Linked DNA regions of Mus musculus: all the other regions are linked to region 3. Evidence: chromatin contacts called from ENCODE Hi-C or POLR2A ChIA-PET data. All regions are on one chromosome and are shown on one strand. Each heading gives the region's core, a stretch centred on a gene start or an enhancer-like site at or near the end of the contact. The rest is flanking DNA. Distances are from core to core; before and after follow the strand shown.

The links. Hi-C counts contacts between places; a loop is a spot of excess contacts on that map. ChIA-PET counts read pairs that join two places held with the same protein, here RNA polymerase II (POLR2A).
Region 1: a map of left cerebral cortex shows a loop between it and region 3 (4-fold over the local background). The contact joins the enhancer-like site here to the promoter of Cited2 in region 3. A Hi-C loop is called at or near these places in 5 of 37 maps with a recorded cell type or tissue (CH12.LX, adrenal gland and left cerebral cortex). POLR2A ChIA-PET finds 5 or more read pairs at or near these places in 1 of 5 experiments (Patski).
Region 2: a loop to region 3 is called in a map of heart, with 2.9 times the contacts of the local background. The contact joins the promoter of Abracl here to the promoter of Cited2 in region 3. A Hi-C loop is called at or near these places in 2 of 37 maps with a recorded cell type or tissue (both heart). POLR2A ChIA-PET finds 5 or more read pairs at or near these places in 3 of 5 experiments (Patski and embryonic stem cell).
Region 4: a map of left cerebral cortex shows a loop between it and region 3 (6-fold over the local background). The contact joins the enhancer-like site here to the promoter of Cited2 in region 3. A Hi-C loop is called at or near these places in 5 of 37 maps with a recorded cell type or tissue (adrenal gland, left cerebral cortex and v-Abl transformed pro-B cells). POLR2A ChIA-PET finds 5 or more read pairs at or near these places in 2 of 5 experiments (Patski and embryonic stem cell).

The regions. Positions count from the first base shown.
Region 1 is chr10:17,330,328-17,333,503 of GRCm38, forward strand. No RefSeq gene overlaps it. Among named protein-coding and RNA genes, the nearest start is that of Gm20125, 240 kb to the left of the region's middle. Within about 2 kb of position 1,399, at least 1 of the 3 ENCODE cell types and tissues checked has a DNase peak (open chromatin) inside an H3K27ac peak, as active enhancers do; it is left cerebral cortex, where a contact is called at or near this core.
Region 2 is chr10:18,021,736-18,024,880 of GRCm38, forward strand. It overlaps Abracl (ABRA C-terminal like), which reads right to left and starts at 1,517. Exons shown (of 3, transcript NM_028440.1): 1 at 1,332-1,517.
Region 3 is chr10:17,721,563-17,725,014 of GRCm38, forward strand. It overlaps Cited2 (Cbp/p300-interacting transactivator, with Glu/Asp-rich carboxy-terminal domain, 2), which reads left to right and starts at 1,666. Exons shown (of 2, transcript NM_010828.3): 1 at 1,666-1,897; 2 at 2,376-3,452. The coding sequence starts at 2,384. The coding sequence ends at 3,193.
Region 4 is chr10:17,416,248-17,419,688 of GRCm38, forward strand. No RefSeq gene overlaps it. Among named protein-coding and RNA genes, the nearest start is that of Gm32656, 240 kb to the right of the region's middle. Within about 2 kb of position 2,075, at least 1 of the 3 ENCODE cell types and tissues checked has a DNase peak (open chromatin) inside an H3K27ac peak, as active enhancers do; it is left cerebral cortex, where a contact is called at or near this core.

The sequences.
Region 1 (3,176 bases), core at 149-2,648, 390 kb before region 3:
AGTGGATTATAGATGTAGCTATAAGTTTAACTGTGTTGCCTCATTAGCTGTGTGACTCTGGGCAAGTTCTTTCTGTCTCTGATTTTGGCTTCCTTTACTATAACATAGGGATGACAGTATAACTATACATGTGTCCTGAGTTTGTTTTCCCTGATTCTCTGAGCACTTCCCTGGTTTCATGTTTTGATGTGCCCCCTTGTTTTTATTGCTTTGGCTCCCAAGAGTATGTATAGAGGGGGTGTGTCTATATTGCTTTCATCTCCTTAATAAAATCCAAGCTTGAAGAGAGGAGAAAAATATACAGTGGACTCCTTGCATGTCCCTTTTAGCTGCTAGAATGTAGGTCCTATAGCACTGGACAAATACGTGCTAAACAAATGAGGTTGTTAAGACCCAGCCACAAAAATTCCCTCTGCTGTGGATCAATTACACAGAGTAGGAAGAAGCAGGGGTAGAATAATTTAGCCAGGGTCTGGGTGTTTATTTCCAGTTCATCTGTGGCTATATATAGGCTCTATTACAGTGAGACTGATAAAGGAGAGGTGACATTTTGGAAGGAGTGAAGAAAATTTGGGTATTACAGCCCAACATTTGTCTAGTCCTCAGTTGATAGCAATACACATTTCCTTCCCCCTGGCTAAATTTGGATCAAATGCTGGCTGAGTGCACAGAACAAGCCAGAAAGGCATTGTACCTCTATTTTGTGACATATGAGCTCCCTGCTTTAATCTCCCCTCTACTGTATAAAAGAAGATCTGAGGCTGTTAGCCTTCAATCCGGTGATTCATGCAGCTGGCACACAATAGATCCCACCTCTTTCCTCACTGCCACACAGTACCAAGCTAAACAAAATGTCTTAGAAAGCTCCAGTACATGGAGCTGGCCTGTCACAGCCCCTCCCCTCCCCTCCCCCAGTTCTCCCCTCCCTCACTTCTTCTTTTTTTTTTTTTTCTCTCCTTTCTTTTTCTTCTTGTATAGAGCAAAAGAGTCCAAATGCCTAGCACCTGCCTTTTTACTGACATTTCCACAAAGGTAAAGAATGAACCTTTTGTCAGCTCCATCCAAATGATCTGTTCTGAAACAATGAGATAAAACAGCCTGGGCCCCTCTCCCTGATACTCGATTATAGAGCAGAAGATTTTATTGATTTAATGAGGGATCGAGGTTTTTTGCCCAGCACCCCTTGTGGCAGAGGAACAAGTCTTACTGGCAGGTACCTCCGCAGAAACGCTTCTTTCAGATCCGTTGGGTTATTTTTTAGAAGTGCATCTTTCTGGTTTTGGCTCTGAGAAGACCCACAGCAAAACTTCCCGGGCTACATGAAGCAGTCAAACTGCCTGCAGTGATTTCAGTATGTATCTCCAGGCAGGGAGAGGCACAGAGGGGACGCTGCTCAGCGCTGCAGGGGGAGGTGGCAGGAGAAAGCAGTTTGAATAAAGAAGGAGAGTCAGGGAGAGGAGACAGAAAAAGAAATGACGTTTCTCTCTGCAAGAGTCTGTGTGCACACCTATTATTTCTCAGTGCTATCTGTGTCTATTTCGGCTCGGTCCCTAACCCCTCCTCCCTGCTCACCACCCTTCCGCTGCCCTTCCCCCTCCCAGTCCATTACCCAAGTTTGATCAGAGAAAAAAAAAAGTAGGGAAGGGGCTTCAGGCACTGTGGTCCCTGTGGCCCTTTCTCTGCACAGCTCCATAATCTTTTTGGCTTTTGTTCTTTTCCTCTTTGGGGGGTCTCATGATATTATTATTGACATTTTCATATGGTAATCATTTGAATTCTGTGTGTCTTCTTTTCTCACTGCCCTATTTTTTTACATAGCATCTGACTTCATTGTCCACTGAGCTGTGGTGAAAGGGACACTGCCAGTCACCTGCTGACCAAATTTAAGCAGCCATCTACTATTCAGACCAATTGTGCTGTTTGTTCATAGACTGGACAGCCAGAATTCCTGTTAATGCAAGCCTATGTCTCCATACACGGTGTACATTTATTTAAATAGATTTATGCATTCCACCCATAGATTAAACCCCCCACCACAACCACCATCACCACCACCAAACTCCCCCTGGTGTTACTGTTTCTCTGATAGCTAGCTTGAAAAGAAACAATTCCTAAGAGCTTGTGGTTTCCAAAAACCCAGCCCTTCCCCCCTGCCTTTCAGTTTACACAAAATGAGGGCCCGCCCCTCCCCCACAGCCTCTCTGCTCTTTGCCTCAAGCCAGTCTGAAAGCAGGGGGCAAAATCATTACTTCCCAATTACCTTAAGCCATGCAAGATAACCTCTCTCAAGGGCTGCTAGTAAAATATGCACACGGTTCCAGTGTCTAGACAGTTATGAAATATAGGTGAAGGGCTTGGCCGCTGCCGGAACCCTGATGCATCCCAAATGAAGTGCTTTTATTAAAGAAGTATAATCACCATGATAACTAATTACGTCAATACCACATAGTTAATTAAACCCATTATAGTTACTACTCCCTTGGGGGAGAGGTCAAATAAAGCCACTGTCTTCTTGATACTACTGTGATAACAAAAGAAGGAAAAATTAAGAGAAACAATGCAGATCTCTTGTCTTCTGCCCCCTACACACCCTAATATTCACTGTCTATTAAGTCACATAAGAGGGTTTCCAAGTGTAACTTATACCTGAACATCGCTAGGTTTTCAAAAGACCACTTCTGAACATACGTCTCCCTTGAGTATAAGCCTCCCAACTGTTGGCTTGAAGAGTGAATGAATGAATACCACTGAGGTTTTACTAATATCTTGCCAAGAGACATGATGGAGAGGAGGGCTTATGTTTCAGTTCATGCTAGTTTCACCACGAACACCAGGAATGTGGCCTTGTGCTCCCGGGCAGGGCTGAGTGGGGACTGTGGCAGCAACAATGAAGGTTAGGTATTAAAGCTTATTTGACAGCCTTTAAAAGCACACAGATTCTATATGCTGTGTTTCAACAGCAACCTAACCTCAGTGTGCCAGATGCCAAAAGGATTCAGATATGAATGTGGAAGCAGAATTGCCAAACTCCATTGCATATGACATTGGCTTTCAGGAGAATTTGAATATGCAGAGATAGAGAAAGAGATGGGGAGAAGAAAAGAGGGAAGGACATAGGGGGAGAGAGAGAGAGAGAGAGAGAGAGAGAGAGAGAGAGAGAGAGAGAGAGAGAGAGA
Region 2 (3,145 bases), core at 267-2,766, 300 kb after region 3:
GCACACCATCTTGCCAGGTCTTCCCGTTCTTTTACTGTTACACAAACGAATCTAATGCAATAGTGTATCCTTATGTGATATCATATACTGAGTGCTTACTAAGGCAGATCATTTACAAAGCAAGAACAGCCTCGCAGTCTGGACCCTTATGAATAGGAAAATAATAGGTTTGCTACTGCAAACCCAACTCAATAGGTTTTAGTCACTTAATATGGGAGGGGAAAAGAGAAGAAAATATTCACATTATACAATAGACCCAGGGCAGTCTAAAAGCCGGAGAGAAACCTCTCTTCGTTGAGAGATCAAGAACAATGAGAGGTCATAGCAAAGCAAACCTAAGAAAATGAGCCTGTCTGCGAGAGGCTGGGCCAGAAGACGGGCAGCGGCAGATGTCAGCCGGGCCTGTCTAACTGTCTCAGATTCTAATTAGGCTGTCTGAGTGGGTCTCACAAGGAGAGGGGCTTGGCACATGCTAGAAAGCTTCATCGATACACATTTGGAAAGGAATGTCAGGAGCCTTCTCTAGTTATGTTTTAAAACTCTAGAGGCAATAGGCCAAGGAAATAAAGCCTTCTAGAGTCGCCTGCTCGGGAACCGACAGCCAACTTTACACGCGAGCTAGGCGGTCTTCCAGCCTCCCTTCTATCACTAACAGCTGGCGCGGGTCAAAGGCTCACCTTCGTCCCTATTCGCTGGTTCCAGCTGACTCCATATTTGGTCATTCCTCCTACAAGTTTGAGGTCTTGCCAAATATGGATCCCCAAATCCTGAGGTCTGTGTGTACCACTCCCTCACTCCTGAACTGCATAGGGCTGCAGAGCCCGGGACCACAAGCGCTTCGTCCCTTTGTCTTCGCAACTCACCCTCCCTCGGTCCCCCACCGTCAGCGCACCCGAAGGCACAGCCCGGGAGCCCCACGAGTCCTACTTTCCCTTCCTCACCTGCCCTCCGCAGTGCAGAGAGCAATGTCATGACACCACTTCATTGCCCCGGGATCCCCCCCCCCAGTCTTTCCGCACCCCGTAACCTCACCCCCAGCCCCCCACCCAACCAAGCTGACGCCAAATGCAAAACCCACACGTTGCACCGCTGCAAACATCGATTGGGGCTGCCCCTCTCCTGGTCCGCCCCCGGCCGGCAAAACGTCACGTGAGCCCAGTGCGGAAGTGTGCTGGCCGAGTGGGGTTCCCGCCAGTGGGGTACAAAGGGCGCGTGTCCAAGGCCCCTCTAGCTGTACCGCGGCACCCCGAGGTCCTTACCCTCCACCCGGGGCTCAGACTTCCCAGACGTCGGGTCCAGCTTTCCCCCAGCGCCTTCCAGGACTAGCTCACCTCTCCGATTGCTTCCTTCTTCACGGAAGAGCTGCTGCTGCGTGGGTCTGAACCCTGTACTCGGCTTCCGCGCCCTGGGGAGGAACAGGCAGAAGAAGGAAGTGGCCCGGGCTAAGAGAAAGGCTGCAGTGGAGGAGGGAGGGGACAAGGAGAGGCGTAGGGGGCAAGTAAGACTAAGTGCTGTCTGGAAAGGGGCCGCCCATTCTCCCGGGACACGCCTAGGAGGAGGAAACCCGCGCCAACGCCAAAGCTGGAGGCAGGTTTCTAGGAATGCACACACAAAGTACCATCACCTCTCTCGTCCTACTCGTCAGGACCCACAGCCTAATGCATCTTCATTTCCTGACAGAGTATCTTACCCAACAAGAGAAAAAGCTCCCCCAGCGTGCTAAATTCTGAGATCTCCTAGGAAAACAGAGCCTCACGTGGGTTCTGTATGCAGAGCATTAGGCTCAAGACAAATAATAATAATAATAAAGTAAAAAAGACTCAATTTGCAAACACCTTCATTCTTCAAGGCCAGGTCTACCGATTTTGATTCTAGATCTTGAGACGGAATACATTTGTTTCGCTTCATTGTTTCCTACATTTCATTGACCATTCAAATCATTCAAATTCTTTTTATTTCCATCGTATGTACTTGCCCTACCCAGAGTTTTGAAAAAGAAACTCAACTTAAATTATTGTATAGGAATTGTAAATGTAATCATGAGGGAAATTTCTCTTCCCACCCCCAATTAATTACGAGTGTCCAAGTGTCCAAGTCATTGGTGACGTCCTCCGTGGAGGCAGGAAGATCTCTGTGAACTCCGGGTCAACCTAGTGAGTTTCAGCCCCCCCACCCCCCGCAGCCCCCACACACACTCACAAATGTGGCCTAGTCTTTGTCAACCTCATCAAACAGCAGCCACTCCACAACAATGGTGAAACTGATCATTTGGACCAATCAAATCTCCCTTGGAAATTGAAGGTGGTACAGGTAGAGAATGAGCCATCTGGGTGAGGCTGGAAAAGGCCAGGTCAGACAGAGGCCCAAAATGGACTTTCATTGAGCAAGAAAGTTGACTTTGTGCAGAAACCAGGAAGGGGGGGGGGGGTAGAGAATGGAGAGAGGTGGAGCGGGGGAGGGGCTAAGGAGGGAGAGGGGCAGGGTGGGAGAAGGGGAGGGGAGGGGGCAGAAGAGGGAGAAGGGAGAGAGAGAGAGAGAGAGAGAGAGAGAGAGAGGAGAGAAGAGAGAGGAGAGATTGGGAAGGTGGGTGGAGACTGGTGGAGGCCTTGGGGAAGTCCAAGGACAATCTGTGAGAAGCTAAAAATGTAATAGTCAGAAAGACCTGTTTTCAGGGGATGTGAGAGTAGCCAGGTCCCCTAAGCTGTGCAGGGTCCATGCTCTCCCCAAGCAGTGGCCTAGTTGCCCTACAGGATCAAGGTTTGCCATGTGAATGTGAACCTGAGTGGTTAGCTGTCCTGTAACTGTTGTCAAACTTACAAAATCTTCTAAGTAAGGACTGTAAGATCCTTCAAGGCCTCTTTTTTTCCTCTCAGAAGGGAGCTGAAAATTTATAGTTTATGTCTTTTAAAATGTGTTGGGAGCCGCGCCCACATTCGCCGTTACAAGATGGCGCTGACAGCTGTGTTCTAAGTGGTAAACAAATAATCTGCGCATGTGCCGAGGGTGGTTCTTCACTCCATGTGCTCTGCCTTCCCCGTGACGTCAACTCGGCCGATGGGCTGCAGCCAATCAGGGAGTGACACGTCCTAGGCGAAGGAGAATTCTCCTTAATAGGGACGGGGTTTCGTTTTCTCTCTCTCTTGCT
Region 3 (3,452 bases), core at 416-2,915:
CTCAAGAAATACAGGAGAGAGAGAGAGAGAGAGAGAGAGAGAGAGAGAGAGAGAGAGAGAGAGAGAGAGAGAGACTGTTAGCTAGAAGGGTGAAAAAGAAACGAGATGGGGGAGGGGTACTGGCTCTTTACAGCAGGAAGTCGTCCATGGACATCGAGTTATGAAGAAACAACCGTACTCAGAAGTCCTTATTCGGAGCGCTAAACTCGATTTCACCACTTAAAGAGAGAGATACACGCTCCAAACAGCCTCATCCTGGTGTAGGAAAAATAACTCGCAAAGCAAGAGAGCTAGGACTGGATAGTGGCCCAGACCAGTGTTAGGGGTTTTATTTGCAAGTCAATGAGCCAAATGGGCGATCGGGCTCGTTGTGCTTCGTTCTGCAAGCAAGGTTATTATTATCACCGCCTATTGCTCCACTGAACAATTTCACTGAAAAGGAAGACTAGTAGCCGTGTGTGCGCGCACTGTGCCATACAGGACGTGCTGCTACGTGCCCACTTCCAAAACGACTTTATTTACAAAGCGATTACCAAGCTATCTATCTGTTTTCCTTTTGCAGCAGCAGCAGCCTTACTCAGCCCTCGAATTTCTTAATTACAAACCCGTTTGCTTCTAAATCAACCCCAAACCGTCAGGCAAGAGCCCGGAGGGAGGCTGTGCAAGTTTGCACACACCCCCACCTCCTGGATCAAGGGCAACAGCAGAAGCAAGTAACTGTGTATGTGCAAAAAGGTGGATCTGGGGACGAGGATCGCTGAGTTTGTTTACAGAGCAGGGACGCCTCAGCTCGGATGCCAAAGCTACCAAGAGCTGCAAACGCAAACTTAGCAGAAGCACACGTACTCCCGGAGCGTGGAGCAGGCCGTAAAGTGCGGAGCGGATTCCAGAACCCCGGGAGTGGAGCCGCCCCGGCCTGTGAGCGCGCTCGGTCCACCTGCAGCCGCTGCCGCTCCCCGCCCCCAACCCCTGTCCTTGAAAAGAGTGGAGGTGCGGAGCGGGGGTGAGGGGTGGGGAGTTAAAGGGTGCATCCACACTAAGAAAAATACCTCAGTTAGGTGTACGTGCTGCCTGTATATAAAAAAAAACAAAACCACAAACACAAACACAAAGGCGCGGCTCAGGAAAGCGCGCTCAGAGGACAGGACACGATCGGCCCAGGGCTTTAAAAATCTAACTCGGGAAAGCATAGCCATTCTTCGTAGGTTGGGAAGAGTTTGGCACCTAAGAAAACTCTGCAGGGCAGGGAGGCTGAGCGAACCCCTTTTTCCTGTAGAGGGCAGGGCAGATCACTAGGTAAGCCGGGTGAGCGAGCTGGGGGTGGGGAGATCTAGCCAGAAGGAGGTGGGGAGTGCTCCTTGCTCCTCTCCTGTAGATGCTTCCGTGCACTGGGTGGCCGGGAGGACTAGCTCCGTGTCCCTGAGGTGGCAGGCACAACCTCGCCTTTGGGAGCCAGAAAGCCACTTCGGTCCGGAGACCTGCTGGGCGGCGCCGGGGCGCGCAGCCGCTGCGCACGTGCAGCGCGGACTCGCGGACGCGGCAGAGGACCCGATCCAGGGTGCTGATGTTCCGGGATCCGTGTGTTTGCGCTTGCCGCCGGGGAGGCTGTCGCTCCGCCCTTCCTGAGATCCTTATATTAACAGTGGCCAAAGCCCGGAGAAACACAGCTCATTGTTGGCAGCTGCCTGGCGGTCTTGCGGAGCGGCTAGGGCAGCGGAGGAAAAGAAAAGGGAACGGCTCGGAATTTGCTCCAGCGGCTGCTGCAAGACCTCGGCGCCAACCTCGCACCGGCGAGCGCCTCACAGCCCATCGGCTGTCCCTCTATGTGCTGCTGAGCCGGTCCTGGACTCGACGAGCCCGCCTTCGGTGTTCCGAGCAGAAATCGCAAAGACGGAAGGTGAGCGCGGCGGGCGAAGCTAGCCAGGGCTGCTGCCAGCCTAGTCCTCCGAGGGCAGGGCTGGCTCCGGGGACAAGCGTGAGGCGGAGCTGGGGAATAACAACAGGATGTGCAACCACAGGGTGAGGAGGGCTGATTGAATGCCTGAAGTTCGCGGCCCGGCTCCGGGGCACTTCCTTTATTAGGCCACTTCAGGGAACCCAGGGGGGTGTGGGCTCCGGTCCCCCTCCCCCCGCCACACTTTCCCGGATCCTAGGGGAAGGGGCAGGTCGCTCAGCGCCAGGCTGTGCGGGTCCGGCAGGCAGCAGGTCCGCCGAGGTAGCGAGCTCGGGTGCACGGGCTGCTGGTGGGCTCTCTCGGGGGTGGTGGTCTGCAGCTTGAGACGTGCTCGCGGGTACGGGGGGCTACAGAAGTGGGGTGCGCTCTGGTGGGCGACACGTGTGGCGCGGGTCTCAGCGTCTGCTCGTTTCGCTTTCAGGACTGGAAATGGCAGACCATATGATGGCCATGAACCACGGGCGCTTCCCCGACGGCACCAACGGGCTGCACCACCACCCTGCCCACCGCATGGGCATGGGGCAGTTCCCGAGCCCGCATCATCACCAGCAGCAGCAGCCCCAGCACGCCTTCAACGCCCTCATGGGCGAGCACATACACTACGGCGCGGGCAACATGAATGCCACGAGCGGCATCAGGCACGCCATGGGGCCGGGGACTGTGAACGGGGGGCACCCCCCGAGCGCTCTGGCCCCGGCCGCCAGGTTTAACAACTCCCAGTTCATGGGTCCCCCGGTGGCCAGCCAGGGAGGCTCCCTGCCGGCCAGCATGCAGCTGCAGAAGCTCAACAACCAGTATTTCAACCATCACCCCTACCCCCACAACCACTACATGCCGGATTTGCACCCCACTGCAGGCCACCAGATGAACGGGACAAACCAGCACTTCCGAGATTGCAACCCCAAGCACAGCGGAGGCAGCAGCACCCCTGGCGGTGCGGGTGGCAGCGGCACCCCCGGCGGCTCCGGCGGCACCTCGGGCGGCGCGGGTGGCAGCAGCGCGGGCGGCAGCGGCGGTGGCAGCACCATGCCCGCCTCGGTGGCTCACGTCCCCGCGGCAATGCTGCCGCCCAATGTCATAGACACTGATTTCATCGACGAGGAAGTGCTTATGTCCTTAGTGATAGAAATGGGTTTGGACCGCATCAAGGAGCTGCCCGAACTCTGGCTGGGCCAAAATGAGTTTGATTTTATGACGGACTTCGTGTGCAAGCAGCAGCCCAGCAGAGTCAGCTGTTGACTCGGTTAACCTCGCAGGCGGAAAGAAATCACCCTCCCCACCCCACCCCCACCCCCAACTTCTTCGGTGTGAATTAAAAAAAAAACAAAAAAACAAACATTCCCTTAGACGCAGTATCTCGCTTTTCAGATCCTGAAAGGGTTGAGAACCTGGAAACAAAGTAAACTATAAACTTGTACAAATTGGTTTAAAAAAAAAAAAGATTGCTGCCACTTTTTCCTATTCTTGTTTCGTTTTTTGTAGCCTTGACATTCACCTC
Region 4 (3,441 bases), core at 825-3,324, 300 kb before region 3:
GGACTGGCTTTCCCCGGGCCAACCCAAGAGAGCAAATTGAAAAGCACAGTACATTTTATGACTTCATGTTGGCAGTCATGCATGGCCCTTTTATTGTGTTTTGTTTCTCACACACAGTTCCTCATTCCCCTGAAAGGAAACAGAGAGAGCCCTAAGCCCAGAGGATCACCAGACATGACTGTCAAGATTTCCTTCCAAAAGAGAAAATTTAATAAGTGTTTTCCTAAATTAGATTATAATTGTACATTTATATTTTATGTTATAAACAGGCTGCTAAATCAAATTCTATACATGACCTCCAGGAACTTCAGAGAAGACAAGAGAGTTTAACTCCTAATCAAATATAATGCAAAAGAGTTTGAACAAAGGTACCTTACAAGATCCATTTCCCTGAAGAGGCTGACCACCTAGACAGAAGTCACAAGGTTAGCTGACTTAGGAACTTAGCAGGATTTGGGGTCTATTTGCCCCAATGTTTACAAGTCAAATTTGGTGTTCCCACCAAGAAATAATTCATCTTCCAGGGACAGAGTTACATTAACCAAGTTTCCAAACACTGGTGTATAAAAACTGCAATACTCAGTTTTTGTTTATTTAAAATGAAATTTGGGGCAGGGATATAGCCAAATGGGTAGATGGTGGCAGTGATGGTGATGATAGTGATGATGACAGAGGTGATGGCAGTGATGGTGATGGTGACAGTGATGATGATAACCTGAAGCTCACTCCTCTAACAAGTATAAATGCTACTGAAAAGGGTGGGTTTTTGTTTGCTAAACATGGAACCACACACAGTTATGGATTTTACTGTACTGCTGCCATTATGCTCTCAGAGCTGTGTACTTTCATCTTCATGGAGACAGACAAAGACTCAAATCACCCTAAACAGAGCTTCCACAGAGAACACTGGTGTTCCTTCTTTTCTCAGTTCTTTCTCCCTAGGCTATTTCCATATTTCCTATTGAAATTCAGTGTCTTTCAATGTATTAAAAGAAATTTTATGGCAATTGTTCACTAGAATTAACATTGTTTTGTTTGGTTTTGTCATACCAACCTTCCTTAAGGCTGGCAAGTTACCTATAATAGTTGGCTTAAAAAGTAAGTAATGAATCTAACCAGGGATGGGACCGAGATGATTTAAACCTCAAGGTTACTCCATTACAGTCTGAGTTAGGAGAAAATGACACCATCATTTTAAGAATTTACTGGATGAAAAGATCACTCCAGAGATAAAATGTTTGCCTTATGAACGTAAAGACTTTTTTTATCTTAAGAGCCCACATTTAAAAAGCTGGGCATGTGGCCTACAACTGTAATTTTGGTGCTGGAGAAGCAGAAATAGTCAAATCCTTTGCAAGTTGGCCAACCCAACCCACTTTTCAAGTTACAGAGCACTGAGAGACTCTGTCTCAAAAAAAACAATGTGAGACCTGTAAGATGCCCTCACAAGTACAGACACTTGTCACCAAGCCTGAAGCCATGAATTCAATCTCCAGTCTCTAAAACCTACATGGCAGAAGGAGAAAAGAACTGCATCTTGTTCTCTTGATTCCATATATGTGCCATGCATGCCAATAAACAGATACACACACAGACAGAAGGAGGTGAGAGAGAGACAGAGACAGACAGACAGACTGAGAGAGGGAGGGAGATACACAGAAAGAGGCAGAGAGAAACACAGAGAGAAAATAAATAAAGTAATTTTAAAGCGTAATAAAAATATAACAAAGTGGGCAGTGTCAGGGGACAGACAGAATTGTTCTCCAGTCTCCACATGCTTGGGTATGTAGTGTGAATGCATGCGCACACACACAACACATGCACCTTCACACACATGAACATGCACACACACAGAAACACAGACACTGGGATTGTGGCTTAAGACAAACATGAATATTTCTAAAGTGATTCATTATATTGTTCATAATCTAATTCTTGGAGTTCCTGCCCTGTACTCTGTCTTTAAGCAAGCAGTTGCAGTTCAGCCAGTAGTCATTGCTATGTGCTCCAGTTTTTAGTTTGAACTTGGAGGGAGGCACACATTTTCTTCTGTTGTACTGGATTACATAATGGCTCGATGTACTAACTTTAGTGACAGAAACCATAAAATTGGCCCCACGTCAGAAAGTTCTCCTTTTCCACTTCACTGGCTGACTCAAGGCGGAACCACTTAGCCCAGGGGTCTTTTGTGAGTTTGCTGCTCCACTCTGAAAGTCACCTACCTCTCGGGCTTAAGAGCTGCATCGTTTTGTGGATTTTTCTGCTAGAAATCAGACAACCAATGGCACTCTTTCATCTGGTTTCTAACCAGGGTTTGTAGCCATCTAATTCACAAAATCTGGAGTTTCCATTCATGTCATTTGGCTTCCCTTTCGCTTCCTCATTGAATGTCAACCATAAGCTTTCCCTGGCCTTACACGTTTATGAGAGTTCTGGCATCTCTCAGACATTCAATATAATTGGTGTTAAAATTATAAAATCGTAGCTCTTTTAAAACAACATTTAAGAGTGTGATCTTTAAAATAAATGTATGCTTAAATCTGTCCCCATTTGGCCTTTCCACCTTTGCAATTACATTCTTTTCCTCCTTCAACATAATACTTTTATATTTTGAATAGGAACAAAAATAACAATGTGGTTATGTACACAGACTGAGACCACCAGAAATTACTGTGAAAATTATACAAGCTGGCCTAGCATCCATTGACAAGACACTCAGATTTTCAAGCCTCTGTGTACTGTTTCATCTTAGAAAATGTCCCTAGAGTTTGTTTACCTGGATACTCGTTCTATTCTTCCTCAGTTTGAAGGTGCATTCTAAGGTTTCTCTGTAGAGATATTAAGTTCCCTGCTTGTTTCCAGGGCACAATACTCAACCCAAGGACTTCTGAGAATTGCCTAGAATCAGAATCAAGATACAATCACTCTCTGCCCCCTTCTATATTTGGAATACACTGAAGCTCTGTTACGTGTTCATCTACAGTCACTTAGGTAGAAATCAGCTGCATGACCATACCTCAACATTCCCCAGCTGTTAAGATGGCCACCAAAATCCGACAACAAAACACTCACTCTATGATGAGGTCAGCTGTAATTTCAGAGGAAATTTCCCCAGGATAAGAAAGGAACCACACAATATAGAAAACTTTGAAGAATGGTGGCATCCTTTATGGTAAATTACAATTTTAGAAGTCCATTAAACAATAAAATTTTAAAATTCAGTAGCACATTTCTCCTAGACTACCTTAATGAGAAAGTCTCCTCTACCATAAGGGCTAAACTTCCATGATGAACTTTGCCAAACACTGGCTGGCTGAGATTCACTGTCAATCTCTTTCAGCCCTCATTGACTAATGAAAGATATCCCATCATAAGCTTCATCACTGTGGGGGTTTGAATATGGTTGGCCCAGGGAATGGCACTATTAGGAGGTTGGCCTTG